Regions from separate parts of the Homo sapiens genome. Here region 2 is linked to region 1. A link is a loop called in an ENCODE intact Hi-C map of the cell type or tissue named here. Cell type or tissue: heart left ventricle. All regions are shown on one strand. Links, peaks and the distances in the headings refer to the core of each region. The heading gives the core; the rest is flanking DNA. Region 1 overlaps RUNDC3B (RUN domain containing 3B). Region 2 overlaps ADAM22 (ADAM metallopeptidase domain 22).

The links. Hi-C counts contacts between places; a loop is a spot of excess contacts. Peaks named below come from ENCODE experiments on the same cell type or tissue, not always from the same donor. Only the 100,000 strongest peaks of a DNase experiment are listed, where the experiment ranks them.
Region 2: it touches region 1 in a loop (4-fold over the local background); 66 of 110 quality-filtered maps call a loop at or near these places.

Annotation. Positions count from the first base shown.
Region 1 is chr7:87,798,056-87,807,407 of GRCh38, reverse strand. RUNDC3B (RUN domain containing 3B) reads right to left here. Exons shown (of 11, transcript NM_001134405.2): 9 at 1-35. Among named protein-coding and RNA genes, the nearest start is that of SLC25A40, 74 kb to the left of the region's middle. In heart left ventricle, for the core only: no CTCF peak of the experiment used is centred there; no DNase peak of the experiment used is centred there.
Region 2 is chr7:88,106,812-88,116,163 of GRCh38, reverse strand. It overlaps ADAM22 (ADAM metallopeptidase domain 22), which reads right to left. Exons shown (of 32, transcript NM_001324418.2): 5 at 7,906-7,988; 6 at 1,517-1,580. Among named protein-coding and RNA genes, the nearest start is that of SRI-AS1, 110 kb to the left of the region's middle. RefSeq lists an enhancer at 554-733. In heart left ventricle, for the core only: a CTCF peak has its summit at 4,565 (motif pointing right); no DNase peak of the experiment used is centred there.

The DNA.
Region 1 (9,352 bases), core at 3,815-6,314:
GTCTCGATCTTAAATCATTATTCTTTAGCACAGTCCTGTGAATATTAAGATGGTGAGTGCTTTTGTCTTCACTGTTCTACAATGGCAGAGGAACCTAATGGTATCAATTTAGGCCCCCAAAATTTATCTTATAAAATTGGTTTGTTAATAGATTGTGAACAGAACTACAGCAAGGATGGTTGGGACAATGATTGTTCTTTCTCCTGCAATATGTGTTCTTCATTTTTTTTCCGCTGGTTACAACAAATCACTACTTGTGAAATTTAGACTTACTATCTTTTCACATTATTACTAAAGTACTAAAAGACCCAAGTAGCATTTTATATCTTAATTAAAAGGAAGTGATATCTTAAAGATACAGGTTATCAAGCCAATTAAAATATTTAATAAGTAAAGATTCCATGTGTATGATTTCCTAGCTTCAAAACTCAGACACAATCTATTAAAGTATTTTAATTCAAGTAAAGGAAAAGTGATTAAAATGAAAAAAAAACTGACTGCAAAAAAATATAAAATAAAAAAATCCATGAGATTCTCATAACTATTTTTTCTTTTCTTTTTAACACACTGTTGCTGGCTTGAATCCCATGACTGTTTTTGATGGAAGTGACTACTGATAAATCTTCATGAAAATGATTAAATCAATGACAACTACACTGAGCAGTATAAAACACTGTAAATGTTTTAACTACAGAATGAAGCCATTATAACAATCCATGGTTTTAATTTTTATAGAACTGTTACTTCCTAATATCAACTTAGAAAAGAATTTGCTTTCTGCCAAAATTTCAGACTTCAAAAACCAACTGATCATTGTCACAGGATTAATTCAACATTTAAGTTGATGGTTAAAAAAGAATTTAAAAGCAAAGGTCTTACTCTACCTATAAAAGGCCTTAAAGTACCATTTAGGTAACCTGCATCCTCCAACAGGAGTCCATGGCTTTAGTGTGCCAATGTTCTGAGCCATCAATTCAGAAGCAGAGAAGTAATATGTGCCTGCCACTAACTTCCACAGATAAAAGTCCTGTTGTGGGTAACAGAGAGGTGAGTCAGTGAGGTAAGGGCAGCACAATACTGCACTAAAGAAAATCAGCCTGCATGCCACCCCTGGCTGTTTACAATGATACTAATGGAGTAACTATATTTCATATGTCTCTAACAGGCTACAGATGGATATTTCTGATTTTATGGGGTATCTGTGTGCACTGAAAAATACTTGTTCCACTATGTCCACAAGGAAACATTATCTGATGTAAACACTAGATTCTGTCTCAGGATGGAATACTAAAATAGGCCAAAGTTAGTGAGAATGTATCCTAGTAAGATATGATTTTAGCCTAGTGGCCACAATTTCATTTCAGTGGAAAAGAAATTTTTAAAAGGACTTTTAAAGTACTTAAACATTTTTTCAAAAATGAAAACAGTAAAGCTTTACAAAGAGAGTGGCTGGGAAAATTTTAAGACTGACAGGAAAATCATGCAAAACAAAAATAGGAATTATTGGCCAGAGAATCTATTATGATAAACCACCATTATTTTGGATTCTCTTAGGTTTTTCTCTATCATATATTCCATTTCTTGAGGGAATCTAGTGAACATTACTGGAAAACTCAATTTCAATGTCATAATTGGCTTACAGGAAATATTCAGGCAGAATGTGAGAAAAGCAAAGGTGCATCTGTGAGGAAATGGCACTGGTAGAACACAGTTAATAATAGTAATTAACAACCTCCAATTTAGAATATATTCTTTCTGGAAAGTGAAAAGTTTTATACCTCATTAAATGGAAAAGAGAACTGAAGTTCCACAACAGTTTTTATATAACTATTGTCCACGGAGATTTTTGCCTAATGACAAATTAAGGTACTGTCTTTAGACCTTTGTCCTTAGAAATCCTAATGATGTTTTCTATGAGCAGCTGCCTGGTCCTCTGAAACAGGAGATAAAAGATCTCAGCTAATGGAATAGGTGTAGTTTTCCTCCCACACAGCATCTATTTCCCATCTTTTGTGAGGAATGTGGAGACAACAAATCCTGGCACTTGCTCTGCCACTATGAAGAGGAAAGGTTCCTGGAGAATCCTTGTGTAAGGCCTTTTCTTTCATCACTCAAGTACACTATGGGACAGGCAAGTGAATTAAGTTAAGTTGAGAACCTCATCCTTGTATTTTTGAATCTTGACTAGAGTCTGTTTAGAGTAATAAATAAACAGAGCAGTTTATTCACTTTAGTGGTGGGTCCCTGAACAGAATGTACCAGCAAAGAGACATTACTGCAGTTCCTGCTTCCAGCCCTCTGGGGTAGCTCAGTCTCCTTCTTTCTAAGCCTATTTATCCAGTCTTTCTATCCATTCTGTGAGCTGCTGATCTCTTTATAATGAATTCTATTTGTGCACAAGAATTGATTGTGGTTGTTTGCAACCAAAGAATCCTACCACTTACCCTAGAACAAGTGAAATATACCCAGTTAATATCAAAACCTACTCAAAGGTAATCCAATTAATGTTAATATGAAGAATAATGATATTTTTCTTAATTGGCCAAGCTTAAAAATGGTTTCAACTTAAGTTACTCAATAATTGCTATTATTTAATGGTATTAAATCAGTGATAAAGGTTAAAATATGTGACATTTGACTTTAATTAAAATGCTAACCAATGCTGAAATTAGTCTGCTATCTAAAAACTGAATTATTTTATATGTGATAGATTCTATTTATCACTTATCTATAAGTCAATTTCTCATTCCCTCATTAAGACAATGATTCTATAGAAGGTACACTGAAGGAAAACTGTTTAATTTATTATGAAAGTAGCAAGAGTAGAATTATCACAGCTAATTTTCAGAACTTCCCCGTGGTATCTACCTCTAAATTTCTAGATAGATAATTTCTCTTTAGATTCTCAATAGGAATTATTTAGGAATTTGGCTTCTCAAAATAACATAATTTAATTTTATTACTGCAATGACTCAAAACCATTAAAGAAAGGATCTCTTTATATGGATTTTAAGCTACATATAATCCAGTCAAGCCTAACTATGAGGCAGGTTCTGACACTTGTAAAGCTTAAATACAGCTACTGAGACAGCAAGTTGCAAGGCTACTCTATTAGGGAAAAATATTTAAAACTCAAGTTTACTTATACACTGAAAGTATCATCTCCTTGTGTTTGCTCTCCCAGCATTAACTATATCCCTATTATTATTCAAAAGATCCAAATTCCATCCATCTTCCAAGGTTCTTTTGGTTTTCTACCTCATTCGAAAAGATCTTCAGACTACTTCTGTTCACAATGATACAACTTGTATTGCTTTGTGGTGAGTCTCATACAGTTTAATAATCAATTATTTAAATATTTTAATGTTTTATGGATCTTCTACTTTGATTATAAGCTACTTGGGAACGGTAGCTTTGTTTCATATTTATTCACTGTAAATGGTTATCATAATATTGGACATATTGCTGAATCTCCTCAACATATAATTCACATGACCACTAAATGAAAACTTTTCCAGCTTGAGGCCTTATATGGATTCTTGCTGATTTCCCATATACCACCTCATAACAAAAAGTAAAGTTTTAAACTAAAAATTTAGATTAAATCTGCAAAATATTCACGGACAGCATTTTCATGACAATCGAAAAAAATATATTCACAACGAATATCAAGTAAATGTATTAGGTAGGCAGTGGAGGACACACTTAAAATACGTGAAGAAGCAATCATCTAAAAGTCTTTGTGATTGTTGTAGTTTTCATGAGAAACATCCTCATAGAAGAGGGAGTATAGAAAGTACAATTTAAATTCTCCTTCCTTATTATACTCTACCGCTTCTAATAGGCTTCTAGATCCTTGAGGAATCTCCTCTATCTTGCTTTTGCATAAAGATCTTTTACTCTGCAGATAAAAATCTGTCATTTGAAAGTAAAATTTTGTTTCTTATATGTAATTATGTTGACGTATGTGTCAGTTTATCAATTGGCTATTTCATGTGATCTATAAATATATCCTCAATTTTTTGACCTGAATGTGTATTTGATGGATATATGTAAATTCAAAATACTGTGGATTTATAAACCCAAAACTTCTCAACTGAAAAATGGAGTCTAGCTCTCCTGCAAAATTGTTAGAAACAAAACTATAGTTTTCAGTTAAGGTTCAAAGAGCTGTTTTATTTTTCAAAGGAAAAATAGTTCCACATCTTAAGCAAGTCCTTCTGGGAATGACAGAAAAAGTCAATAAATACAATTTATTCTGTGGAACCTAGCTAACCCCTGAAAAGTTCCTATATCTTCTAAATATATAATTCATAACTATGTATAAATATGTATTTTGCCACTGATGCTTTATTCTTTTTAGATTTATAATTTTTCTTATGTTTTTTAAACATTTTTATTTTATTTTATTCATTATTTATTTTGAGTAGGGTCTCAATCTGTCACCCAGGGTGAAGTGCAGTGATACGATCATGGCTCTCTGCAAACTCAAATTCCCAGGGTCAAGTGATCCTCCCACCTCCATCTCCCAATAGCTGGGACCACAGGTGTGCACCATCACTCTTTGCTGAGGCGGGGTCTCCCTATGTTGCCCAGGCTGGTCTCAAACTCCTGGGCTCAGGTGGAGCGCCTACCTAGGCCTCCTAAAGTGCTGGGATTACAGGCGTGAGCCACTATGCCTTGCCTTAATTTGTATTTTTAATTTTTGTGGGTACATAATAGGTGTGTATATTTATGAGTTACATGAGATATTTTGACAGAGGCATGTAATAATCATACCAGGGTAAATGGGGAATCCATCACCTCAAGCATTTAACCTTTGTGTTACAAACAATCTGATAATACTCTTTTGGTTATTTTTAAATGTATAATTAAATTACTTTTGACTATAGTCACTCTGTTGTGCTAGCAAACACTAGGTCTTATTCTTTCTAATTTTTTTTGTGTCCATTTACCCACTTTCCCTCCCTCATAAGACTCATATGATTATTTTTAATTTATCTTTTATTTTTTTTGAGACAGGGTTGCTCTGTCGCCCAGGCTGGAGTGCAGTAGCACAATCATGGCTCGTTGCAGCCTCAATCTCTGAGTCTCAAGTGATCCTTCCACCTCTCAGCCTCCCAGTAGCTGGGACTACAAGCATGCAACCACCATGACCAGCTAAGTTTTGCATCTTTTATAGAGACCCAGGTTTTGCCCTGTTGTCTAGGCTGGTCTCAAACTCCTGGGCTCAAGTGATCCGCCAACCTTGGCCTCCCAAAGTGCTGGGATTACAGGTGTGAGCCACTGCAGCCGGTCTATTAGTTTATCTTGACTAAGTACAGAGCAATACAATGCAATACAATATAATGCAATACAATAAGACTCTGGATTAATTATAAACACCAAGGACTTTTCACTATGGACGCTTTATATCGTTTCAGGAGGAAATTATTTTCTCATTGTTTTTGAAAAAAATTCAGCAAAAATGCAGTTATTTACTGTCTCTTTCAAAAACAGCTTTCTATATCTCACTTGTTCATTATGTAATTTGCTAAAATTCAATTTGTGAAGATTTATCACATGACTTTGAGCCATCAAGAAGGGTATATTTACCTCTCTCCTCTAATAATGAAGGGTGTTTTACAGAAATATTAATTTTTTTTGAAACAGTCTTGCTCTTTCGCCCAGGAGTGCAGTGGCACAATCTCAGTTCAGTGCAACCTCCGCCTCCTGGGTTCAAGCAATTCTCCTGCCTCAGCCTCCCAAGTAGCTGGGACTACAGGTATGTGCCACAACGCCCAGCTAATTTTTTTTTTCTTTTTGTATTTTTACTAGAGACAGGGTTTCACCATGTTGGCCAGGCTGGTCTCAAACTTCTGGTCTCAAGTGATCCACCCACCTCAGCCACCCAAAGTGTTGAGATTACAGTTGTGAGCCACCACGCCCAATCGGAATATTAATTTTTAAATAGAGGCTCATCCCAGGTAAAAAATGGAACAGTCCCAATAAAAGTTATTTCAGTTTTCCCAGAAAAACGATTTGCTTCAAATAGTACTTGACTTAAAATTTTACCTCACTGGTCTTCCTCACATGATGTTTTGCATCCATGTTTCTGTATGTGCTATTCTCTGTACCCAGAATACCCTTTCTTTCTTTCTATTCCTTGGTCACGTGGGGAACTCCTGAAAAACCCTGCTCAAATATCAACTTCTTAGTGATGGTTTCCCTGGATCATCATTACTGTGCTACCTCTATAATGTATATACAACTTGAGCATTCCTAATTTGAAAATCCAAAATGCTCCAGAATCCACAACTTTCTCAGAAGCAAAGTGACACCACAGTGAAAAATTCCACACCTGACCTCATGTGAAGTGTTGCAATTAAAACACACTCAAAATTTTGTATCATGCACAAAATTATAAAAAATATTGTATAAATTATCTTCAGACTTATGTGTATAAGGTGTACATAAAACATAAATGAATTTTGGCTGGGTACAGTGGCTCACACCTGTAATCTCAGAACTTTGGGAGGATCACTTGAGCCCAGAAGTTCAAGACCAGCCTGGACAACACAGTGAGAACCTATCTATACAAAAAAGTTTTAAAAATTAGCTGAGCAAGGTGGTACATGCTTGTAGTCCTAGCTACTTGAAAGGCTGAGGTGGTAGGATCACTTAAGCCTGGAGGTCAAGGCTGCAGTGAGCTGTGATTGTGCCACTGCACTCCAGCCTGGATGACAGAGGCCCTGTCTCAAAAAAAAAAAAAAAAGAAAAGAAAAGATGAGTGGAGAAATGAGGATGTTTCTACACTGTTGGTGGGAATGTAAATTAGTACATTCATTATGGAAAACTGCATGGTGGTTCCTCAAAAAACTGAAAATAGAATTACCATATGATCCAGCCATCCCACTTCTGGGTACCTGAATGATTTGAAATCAGTATGTTGAAGAGATTCTGCACAATTATGTCCACTGTAGCACTATTCACAACAGCCAAGTTATGGAATAAACATAAGTGCCCATCAGTAGTGAGTGAACAAAGAAAATGTGGTACGAGGTCTTCTAAAAGATCTAGAAATCCATATTCTAGACTTTGATAGTAATACTTCGCCAATTCAAAGTTATTCTCTTGTTCATTTATTTGATTCTTTTTCTTGTGGCTCCAGGCTTGAAGGTTATCCTCTCCCCTCTACTTTGCTTCTTCCTCACCCCAGATGCTGTGCCAATGCTCATGATGTGGTTATACTTTCAGCTGTTGGACATTTATAAGGATCTAACCCCTGAAATCTAAGGATGTAACATCTGTGGTTCCAAATATTCCAATGCAACTCCAAAGGTCCATGACTTGAAGTAATTTTTAATTTTGATAAGATAATATATTTAAAGCCCTTGGGCTATGAGGAAAGTTTTGAAAGTGTGAGTGAGCAATTCTGATGCTAGAAAAATTACTAGCATCAGCAATATAGCAAATTGTTGTAATTTTCCACTTACCACTTACTGTCTGATTTGAGTGATTCTTTTTTTTTTTTTTTTTTTTTGAGACGGAGTCTCGCTCTGTCACCCAGGCTGGAGTGCAGTGGCACGATCTTGGCTCACTGCAACCTCCGCCTTCCAGGTTCAAGTGATCTCTTGCCTCAGCCTCCTGAGTAGCTGGGACTACAGGCACACGCCACCATGCCCAGCTAATTTTTGTACTTTTAGTAGAGACGGGCTTTCAACATGTTGGCCAGGATGGTCTTGATCTCTTGACCTCGTGATCCACCCACCTCAGCCTCCCAAAGTGCTGCGATTACAGGCATGAACCACCGCGCCTGGCCTTGTGTAATTCTTAAGATGTACTCCAGTATTGGTTGTGAGTACTTAAATGTGCTCCAGTACTATTTGTGACACGGCACACTGAGAAAATCATAGGCTATCAATCTTCATGAAAATAACTATAGTAATATAGAATTTTATGTTAATGGAAAGAATACCTAGGTAGCAATTACTGAAGGTCAAAGAAAGGGAAAGTCACCAAAGATAAAGGTGTTACATATACTCTAACCCCTGACTCCCTTAGGAAAAGCAGGAAAACAGAACTGCCTACCTCCAGCTTCTCTTTACTACTTTGGAAGAGGTATCTGACAGATGCTATCTGTTTATTGTTGGTCCTTGCCCTCTACTCAACATAAACTCTATAAGGGTAGGAACTATATGTTTAATTCATTCTTGAATCACCAGCGCCTAGAACTGGGCCTGACTCACCATACTTTCTCAATAAATATCTGTTAATAAAACAATATCAGAGAAGTTACAAAAGCAATTTAATACCAAGAGGAGTAATGAGAATTTCTTCTTCTTTATTCATTTAAAGCTTCCTGGAATTGGAAAACATGTATATGGCTTGTGAATATCCTAACTTCTTCATAATTAATATTACAATGTTCTTCATTCGTGTTATTTTCTTTTTTAACTTTAGACATAGTCATGGGATAAAGATTTACTTTATATAACTTTACAATTATTTCCCTTTAAAGAAAACATACTGAAAGAAGCAACCTTAAAAGGAGACAGATGTCCAAAAATTATGCTATTTACCTATTTACCAATGAAATATTCTTGCCCAAAAAGTTAAACCTAAATCTAAACAAGTCTCTGAAAGTGGCAATGGTTTTCAACCCTGGCTGCACTTTAGAACTTGACACTATCCTTTAAGAAGAAAGAGACATTAATGAGTAATTTAGAACTTAAAAAAAATCAAGTGACTCATTATTTGCCCCATTTTAAAATGTAAAATAAACCCTGGCTCCTTAGAGGAGTGAATGATGCAGGTGTGGGGCACTAAATATACAAGATGAGCTTGAGATATCTTGTGCTAGAAAGTAAGAGTTATCAAAAACAAATGGTTCATATTAGAAGGACACAAGATTCAACATGAAGGAGCCTCAGTTAGACAAAAATGGGGCAATTTGAGCATCAAAAATAAAAAGAAATGTAAGTGATAGAAGCACAATAAAAACATTTCTACTATAATGCAGGAACAAACAAAACAAACAAGAAGTGTTTTGTAATATCATACAGAAAATGGGTGACCTATGGGGAGGTCAGGATCAGAAGATGACAATTCAAAACCTAATCATCTTTCTAACTAGAACACAGAGGAAAACAATAACAATCCTAATAAAATTACAAACTCAATTTAAAAGGTTTGTTAAATTCCTATATAGAAAAGAAATATTGCAATAAATCTGGATTTTAACAACAACAAACTGAAAGCCTTTGACAGAAGAGTAAGGAAGGGTTGAGGATGCTGGGGTTGAGGCTTGCCATGAAGGCAAGGGAAAAATGCACAAAGATGGAGTAAATAGAGAGCAAGCACCTCCAACTCT
Region 2 (9,352 bases), core at 3,424-5,923, 310 kb before region 1:
ATGTCATAGTCCGGTTTCATATTATCTTAAAAAAATCATACTGTCAAGCAAAGTGACAAGACAGGCAGCAGTGGGTACCCATAAAATAATACACAATACAGAGAATTTCCCAAACAAGATGGTTTATGGGTGACAAAGCCATGCATGTTTCTTGGAAGAATTTGCCTCTCTGCTTAAGCAATGTTGTGTAATACGAGGAAGAACATTTGTATGTACAGAGCTAGAATGAAAGTGTATTATGTTTCTGTGTAGTCTATAATATTAATTCAACTTCTTCTAATTTGTGGGAAATGAATGTTTCAGCTAAAGTGAGAGACAGGATTAAGATGACTCAGGTTTCTCTAAACTTCATCAGCATAGAGCCTTAAAAGCAATAGACAATAGAGAAAAATCTGGAATCTAGAAAAGAGAGGAGGGGTGAAAAATCACAGCTCTGTGGATTTGATTTGTTGTGGACTGAATGTGTGTGTGTCCCCAGACTTCTCATATTGAGGCCCTGGCACCCAGGGTAATTTTGTCTGGAGATAAGGCCTGTGAGGAAGTGATAAATGTTAAATGAGGTCATAAGGGTGAGATCCTTATTCAGTATAGCTGGTACCCTTATAACAAGTGGAGACAACCAGAGTTCTCTCTCTCTCTCTCTGCCATGTGAGAACACAGTGAGAAGGCAGCCATCTGCAACTCAAGCAAAGAGCCCTCACCAGATGTCAACCCTGATGGCACCTTGGACTTTCAGTGCCCAGAACTGAGATAAAGTTTCTGTTGTTTAAGCCACCCAGTCTACAGTATTTTGTTATGGTAGCCAAGTCAAACTAAGACAGATCATAACACATTAGGGTTGAGATGGAAATAGAGATTTCAGAACACCTCAAAGGGAAAGTATTATATTTCCAATATAAAAGAGAAAGAAACAAAAGAAATTTTTTGTTTGTTTGTTTGTTTGTTTTGGAGACGGAGTCTCATTCTGTCACCCAGGCTGGAGCGCAGTGGCAGGAGGTTCAAGCAATACTTCTGCCTTAACTTCCCAAGTAGCTGGGATTACAGGCGCATGCCACCACACCTGGCTAATTTTTGTATTTTAGTAGAGACGGGGTTTCACCAAGTTGGCCAGGCTGGTCTCTAACTCCTGACCTCATGCCCACCTCTGCCTCCAATAGTGCTGGGATTACAGGCATGAGCCACCACACCTGGCAAGAAATTTTTTAAAAAACACTTGTGGTTTTGACTTACTCAATATTTAGTTTAAAATATACAGACAGTCCCCAACATACATGTTTTTGACTTTATGATGCATTTATCAGGGTATTAAATACGTTTTTTACTTATAATATTTTAACTTATGATAGGTTTATCAGGACATAGACCCATCATAAGTTGAGGAGCATCTGTACATATGTTTACTATCTTAACCCTAAAAAATATAAAAATGAAATAAAGTAGAGATAAAAAAAGGAGAGGAAAAAAGCTCTCAGCATAAACATTTCCATTTGCCACAACAAACAGAAGGAGCACTTACTTGAGTAGTGTCATTTTCTTCTGGCTCAATGAGATATGTGTGGTTCCCGTCATAGAACATCCCACTGCCAACGACAAAAAAATAATTAGGCATGGCCATCGACTCTCATCCCAGAACAAGATCATTTTAAAATCAGCAGCAGCCAGAGGGCCCATTTGCTTCTCAATGCCCATTTCCCAGTCCCATCCATCACCTCCAGACACACCACACACACCACTGAGAGGGAAGGCCCCTCCTTCTGATTCCTTATAGGTAGAGTCACCTCATCCTCACCTGACCCCATGCTCAGGATTGCCATGCTCTAGCTGTTGCCCATCACTTCTTCCTCTAACATAGAATTCCAAGATTTTCATATGCAAAAAGTCATCTGGAGAGCTAGTAAAAACGCAGCTCTTTCAGGACTCTCCTCAGATTTATGGACTGGAACCCAGGAAATTGCATTTTAAATAAGCTCCAGGTGATCCTGATGCAGGTTTTCAGGGACTATACTGAGAACGCCCGACCTACCATAAACATGGAAGATGCTCTAGTAACAAGAGCTAACACATTTGAACAACTTGCCACAAGCTAAATACTTTACACTCATTTAATCTTTTCCACAAATCTACAAGAGAAGTACAACGACTATCCTTATTTTATAAGTAAGGAAACTGAAACCCAAAGAGATAAAGTAACTTGCCAAATTATTTAACCAGTAAGAGCAGAAATAGGAACAGAGCCCAGACAGATGGGACCACGAACTGCCCATTTGCAACCTGCTACCTACCTCCATTCATGCATTCCTTCATTCAATCAGCGTGTTTACAGAGCACCTACAATGCACTGTTCTAGGTGCTGGGGATACAATAGCAAACAAAACAGACCAATTCTCTGTCCTTGTGGTGCTCATAAGTATTCTAGGACTTACTATATATATATATATATATATATATATATATATATATTTATTTATTTATTTATAATATATATATTATATATATATATACACACACACATACACATACATATGACAGTGATAAGTTCTAGGGAAGAAAATAATCAGGTGAAGGGCAATAAATGGTGCCAGAGGGTCTTGGGGGCCATACTAGGTGGGCACTTCCTAGGGCCTTGGCTTTTACTCTAAGAGAGATGAAGAGCCACTGCAAAGTTCTAAGCAGATGGGAAATACAATCTTTCTTAAGTTTTATAATGATCATGCCAGATACTATGTTACAATAATTTTTAGCACAGCAAGGATAGAAGCAGGGAAGTTACTGCAATAATCCAGGCGAAAGAAGATGCTGGCTTAGATCAGAGCAGTAATAGTAGAGGTGGTGAGAACTGGTCAAATTCCAGATATATTTTGAAGGTACAACCAGTAGGATTTACTGATGGATTTGAAACAAAGTACGTAAAACAGAGAAGAGTTAGTGAAGACTCCAAGTTTTGACCTGAGCAACTGGAAAAATGGACATGTCATTTAACAAGATAAAAAAAGAGGTAATGGAGTGAGACCCTGTCTCAAAAAAAAAAAAAAAAAAAAAAAAAAGAGGGCAGGCAGGGGGGATGCAGAAAGAACTTTTCGGGATGGGCCTAGGGAAGCAGGAAGCAGAGGGAAGGATGCAAATCCTTTAAGAGTTCAGTTTTGAGCTGGGCATGGGGCTCACATCTGGAATCCCAACACTTTGGAAGGCCAAGGCGGGGGGAAATCACATGAGGCCAGGAGTTTGAGACCAGCCTGGGCAACGTAGTGAGTGGCAAGACTCTCTCTCTACAAAAAATTTTTAAAAAGTTAGCTGGGCCTGGTGATGCACACACCTGTAGTCCCAGCTACTTGGGAGGCTGAGGTGGGAGGATCACCTGAACCCAAGAGTTCAAGGCTGCAGTGATTGATGATTGTGCCACTGTACTCCAGCCTGGGTGACAGAGCAAGACCCTATATTTCTTTAAAAATAAAAAATTCCATTTTGGACCTCGTAGGCTGGGGGTGGCTACCAGCCATCTGAGAAATCCTCTGGAGAGCACTTCAATATACAAATGGCCTCAGCTCCCACTCAGACAGATTCTGATAGCTGCTGCTTTTAGAAGAACATGATCCTTTTACTGAGATCAGGCCCTTTATGATGTTAAAGAAACTTGTCTTATCATTCAGGCATCTGAGGGTAGCAAAGCTATGAGCTGTAGTAATTTTTTAGTTTTTGGTAGAAATGATTATGTGACAGCCAAGCTCCTAAACATAAACTAGTATTTGTCTTTCATTGAAGATTTAGTGAAATTGGTGAAATTCCATGAGCTATAATTATAATGGCCTCCAAGTTCTGCCTCTATCCAAATTCTTTCATTCCTGCTATAACATCTTCCACATGTCCTCAACTTCTATATACTCACAGAATGATTATTCTCACAGCTGCACTGTTTTCAGCCACATGTACTTTCTGAATTTGGATGACATTCTATTTGGAATTTAAACATAAACAGATGCAGTTTGTAAGACATTACTGACAATATGTGCCCAAGGAGTCAGAGGGGGAGCCTTTCAAAAACGTAGACCAAATATGGCAGGGAGTATCTCTCTACCCTTGCTGAGAACTAGCCATATCCATCCAGAAAGTCATATGAAACCATCATAGTTTGCCAAAATTCACGTGGCAACACCAACAAAGTAGCAAGCAGATTATTTTCTTAAAATAGTACTGAGTGTTATTTATCCTTATACTAGGTTAATGTCCAATGAGAAAGTCATTTTTTTATTGGACTTAAACATCATGTAGGCAATATGAAGACAACAGATTCTGACACTATCTGTATCTCAGAAGACTCTAGATTGCTATATGATAATATGCCATTATTAATTCCTTAATAATGAAAAAATACATGTGTTTTATATGCTTTGAGAACTGAAATATTTTTGTTTTACTTATATAAATCCTAATTTTTATATTGAGTCCATAACAGTATACTTGATAAAAACCTATAGCTAAGACCAAGTCGTCACAGACCAATTGAGCTAAAATTTCAAAAGGTTGTATCAAAATAAGATTTTGAAATGAAAAAGCCATTCTTACAAATTTCCACAAGAGGGCAATAAACTCAAACTTAACTCCGTGCTTTAAGGTTCCCACAGTAACAAGATTTTTGCATTAACACCAAACACACCAAGATCAAAACATTGCCTATTAGTCCTTTGACTCCAAACAAATGTGACCTTGCAGGTTCTTTATGGGAAAGATATACGAATCTGATTTTCCCTTATTTATATTATTGAACTGAATTTAATAAATCAAAAATGAAAAAAAAAACAGTACGCACTTGGTAATTTATAAAGGATGAGTCATGGATGACATAATATATCTCATATCTAAACCACTGTAATTGGGACAACATACATTATTCAATATTTCATAACATCCCCCCAAAACATTTCTTCCAGAAAGTAAAGTCAAGATGAGAAGCAATAATTACTAAACAACAAGATGATACAAGGTTATATTTATCCTATGTGCTCATAAAAGTCTAAGAAAGCCTAAAATGGTCATACACAATTCTGACAATGTTCCAAGACACACGATAGGTTTTCTGTTTATTTTTATTTAGTTTTAAATAAAAACATTCTTAAAAGGAGATATAAAATTTACTTAATTAAAATAACCCTGTAATCTCAGCACTTTGGGAGGCTGAGGTGGGCGGATCACGAGGTCAGGAGTTCGAGACCAACCTGGCCAACATGGCAAAACCCCGTCTCTACTGAAAATACAAAAATTAGATGGGCATGCTGGCAGCCACCTGTAATCCCAGCTACTCAGGAGGCTGAGGCACAAGAATGGCTTGAACCTGGGAGGCGGAGGCTGCAGCGAGCTGAGATCATACCACTGCACTTCAGCCTGTGGGACAGAGTGAGACTCTGACAGAAAAGAATGAACAAAAGAAAGAATGAATGAACGAACGAACAAATGAACGAATGAATGAAAGAACAAAAGAAAAGAAAAAGAAAAGAGAAGAGAAAAGAAAAAAAAGAAAAGAAAAGAAAAAAGAAAAGTGGGCATGGTGGCTCATGCCTGGGATTACAGGGGTGAGCCACCGTGCCCGGCCTAAAAGTTATTTTTCAATCCTTCTTTACAAGACTATAGTAGGATTAGTAACAGGTATCATTCTTAGGTTCTCAGGTCCATTTATAGCCCTTAGAAGGCACAAATATCTTCTCTCTGATTCTCACAACATTGAGTCCATTTGGAAAACCAGAAGGCAGACTGGAACGAGTACTGAGAAAGATGCTGACACTAGGACTTTGGATTGAGATTTTAAGAGAGAGAAAAGGGGAAAAAAAACACTTCATTTTTTACCCCCAATATACACTTGCTGTCACAAATGTGAACAGGTCTCACTGTACTATTCCTAGGTGACAGATGTGCTTGTCTTGAGCTCAGATGTAACAATTTTACTGCTGAAAAGGACTTCAATGTTTCTTTTTCCTAATAAGAAAACAGAGACTGTCTGATATTAAGCATGGATTCCATGTTTGTAAAAACCTCTTTCTTCAAATAATGTATTTAAAGTAAATAAATGTACACCTTTATTCACAGTAGTCTTTTAGCACAAACAAGGAAATGGAAGTCTTCCATGCTCTCAGACACATGGCCTCCTGTCTCTGGTTATTTAACTTACACTTATATTCTTTCCTTTCTGCCTAATATGCTTATTCCCAGATCCTGACCAGAGGTGTCACTCAGGCAGACTAGCTAGATTTTCTGGCCGTGTCCATTAGCTCTCTTTCCTAGATTTAAGATCTGTCAGTGTAACCCTCTCCCTTGGATAGGCTATTCCAACCTATTGCACTCCACTGTCTTCAGGTGGCATGTTTCCAGAGCCCTTAGGTGCCACCTGTTCTTCGGTGACAATGCTTAGCTTGCATTTTTCCCAGTTTTGTTTTTTTTTTTTTCCTCTCTCTCTCTCAAAAAAAAAGCAAATATACCTATCATGTTCCACATCAGGAAATGGGCTAGATTTGGCCTCCTCATGAGACTGTGAGCTCCCAGGACTTGTGTTTCAATCGCCTTAATATTCCTAGGGCTGGCACACAGGAGACACCCAGTAACTGCTTGTTAGATGAAAAGCCACATCTCTAAGATGGTAACAAAAAGGAATTATTTTAAAGTTTCTCAACGAAAATTTAACAAAATTAAAGTGCTGGATTGTTCTGTGCCAAAAAGTAAAACAAACAAGAAGGAAATGAAACGATTTAGTTAAAAGAGAATGCTGAGGAATGACACGGTAGCTTTATAAGGGGTTACAAAACAAGTAAGAAACAACCACCTGTGCATTATCATTATCGACAGGATGGAGGAAGTGGATGTATTCCCATGTTAAACATCAGCAAACATTATTTGATAGAGAAGGTTATGAGAAAGGAAGCAAGGCCTTGAGGAAGGATGAACTTTGTTCCTCGGAGATCTCTGAGAAACGACAGACCCTCCCACAGATTTGCTATGAATTAGGTGGGATTCAGGCTGAAAAAAAGGGGCAAAGACATATGAGCTCTTGAGATCACTAGCAGCCTTTTCTCTTTGTGTAAGGAGTCAGGCGTTTCCATTTACTGAAACTGCTATTATTTGACAAAAATATAAAAACTAATATAAAGAAGGAGTAGGGAAGAATATCAAGGGGCTAAACATCCACAGAAACAGACACCAAAGTTAACCCAAATCACTCCTGTCTGAATTTGGATGAAACTAGAAAAATGCTTCAAATATCATTTTAAGGTATCATTGTGAAATTCAAAAGCCTCTGTTTTCTGCAGCTCTAATTTTATTTAATTTTTTTGAGATGGAGTCTAGCATCTCCTTAAAGTATGCTTATCTTTTTTCTTGACAATATATATTTTTTCTTTCTTTTGCAAAATGTAGGACTTTTCTTTCTTTCTTTCTTTCTTTCTTTATTTTTTTTGAATCAGAGTCTCGCTCTATCCCACAGGCTGGAGTGCAGTGGCATGGTCTTGGCTCACTGCAACCTTCACCTCGCAGGTTCAAGTGATTCTCCTGCCTCAGCCTCCCGAGTAGCTGGGATTACAGGTACCTGCCACCATGCCCGGCTAATTTTTGTATTTTTAGTAGAGACAGGGTTTCACCATGTTGGCTGGGCTGGTCTCGAACTCCTGACCTCAGGTGATCTGCCTGCCTAGACCCCCCCAAAGTGCTGGGATTATAGGCATGAGCCACCACGCCCGACCATTTGCAACCCTAATTTAAAAATCTGCTTGGTTTATAAAATACAAAAGAGAAAAAAAAAATCAGATCCATCACCAATTTAAAGTCATTTCTTGACACAAAATAGGGATATCTACTATAGTGCATTCATAATAAAGAAAATAAATTATTGAAAAAACAAACAGTAAAAATAACTTTTTGAACACTTACTGAAGTCCGTGGCATGTTGACAATGCAACAAATGAGTCAGGGTTTCCTCGGATATGGCCCTGGTAGTAACAGTGCTCTCCTCCCTGAAAACAGAAATAAAGAATGTAAGTCTTTGCATCACAAGGAGAATCAGCTGCTTCATTTCACAGGAGGTTTCTACTCACAATGCACCTCCACATCTAGAACTCTGCATGATATTTCATTATTCAGATTAGCATTATCAAATCTTTTCTAACAGAATTATTCATAAACACTCTGAGTGAGCTGACTCTAAATCAAAATTCAGGGAAATAAAAGTTGACTTGACCTTTCTTTTATGTAGGTGATATTAGAGGAACAAAGAAAGAGATATTGAAATACACATGGGGAGTCAGGCACAGTGTCTCATGTCTACAATTTCAATGCTTTCAGAGGCGAGGCAGGAGCATCACTTAAGGCCAGAAGTTCAAGACCAGCCTAAGCAACATAGCAAGACCCTGTCTCTACAAAAAAAAAAAAAATTGAAATTAGCTGGATGTGGTGGCATGCACCTGTATTCCTAGCCTCTTGGGAGGTTAAGGCAGGAGGATCATTTGAACCCAGGAGTTTGAGGCTGCAGTGAGCTGTGATTGTGCTACTGCACTCCAGCCTGGACAAAAAGAGTGAAATTCTGTCTCAAAAGAAAAAATGACAAAAAAAGAAAAGAAAGGAAATACATATGTGACCCTTGCACCAAAGTTTAATCATCTGCTTTCCTAGTTATAAGAAATTCAACCATGGGCCAGGTGCAGTGGCTCATGCCTCTAATCCCAGCACTTTGGGAGACTGAGGTGGGTGGATCCCTTGAGGTCAGGAGTTCCAAACCAGCCCAGCCAATATGGTGAAACCCTGTCTCTTCTAAAAATACAAAATTAGCTGGATGTGGTAGTGCATGCCTGTAATCCCAGTTACTCGGGAGGCTGAGGCAGGAGAATCGCTTGAACCAGGGAAGTGGAGGTCGCAGTGAGCTGAGATGGCACCACTGTACTCCAGCCTGGGCGATAGAGACCCTGTCTCAAAAAAAAAAAAAAAAAAAAAAAAAGAAATTCAATCATGAGCAGCAGCAAAGCAATACTCTTTTACATAAAACTAAGTAAAAATGAATATAAATCATTTGAGAGTCACTAAATTATATTGATGGAGGAAATGCTTGTTTTTACAGTGTTTATATTGATTACCAGATAAACAGGTTCATACTATTCTTTTCTGAAACCAGCAATGGCTTTAACTGGTAAGCAGTTTATGGGCGGGGTTTTAAATTGTGAAGTTTTTCTTAGCATCCAATTGCATTAATAAAATTCTACTAAGAGAGATTCATTTATTTGGATTCAATGTGCCTGGAAAGGTAAGAAGGTAAATCTTCTGCCATCTTAGGATGTCACCTTTAAATACTTACTACTCAGAGTGCAGTTCAGAGACAAGCAGCATT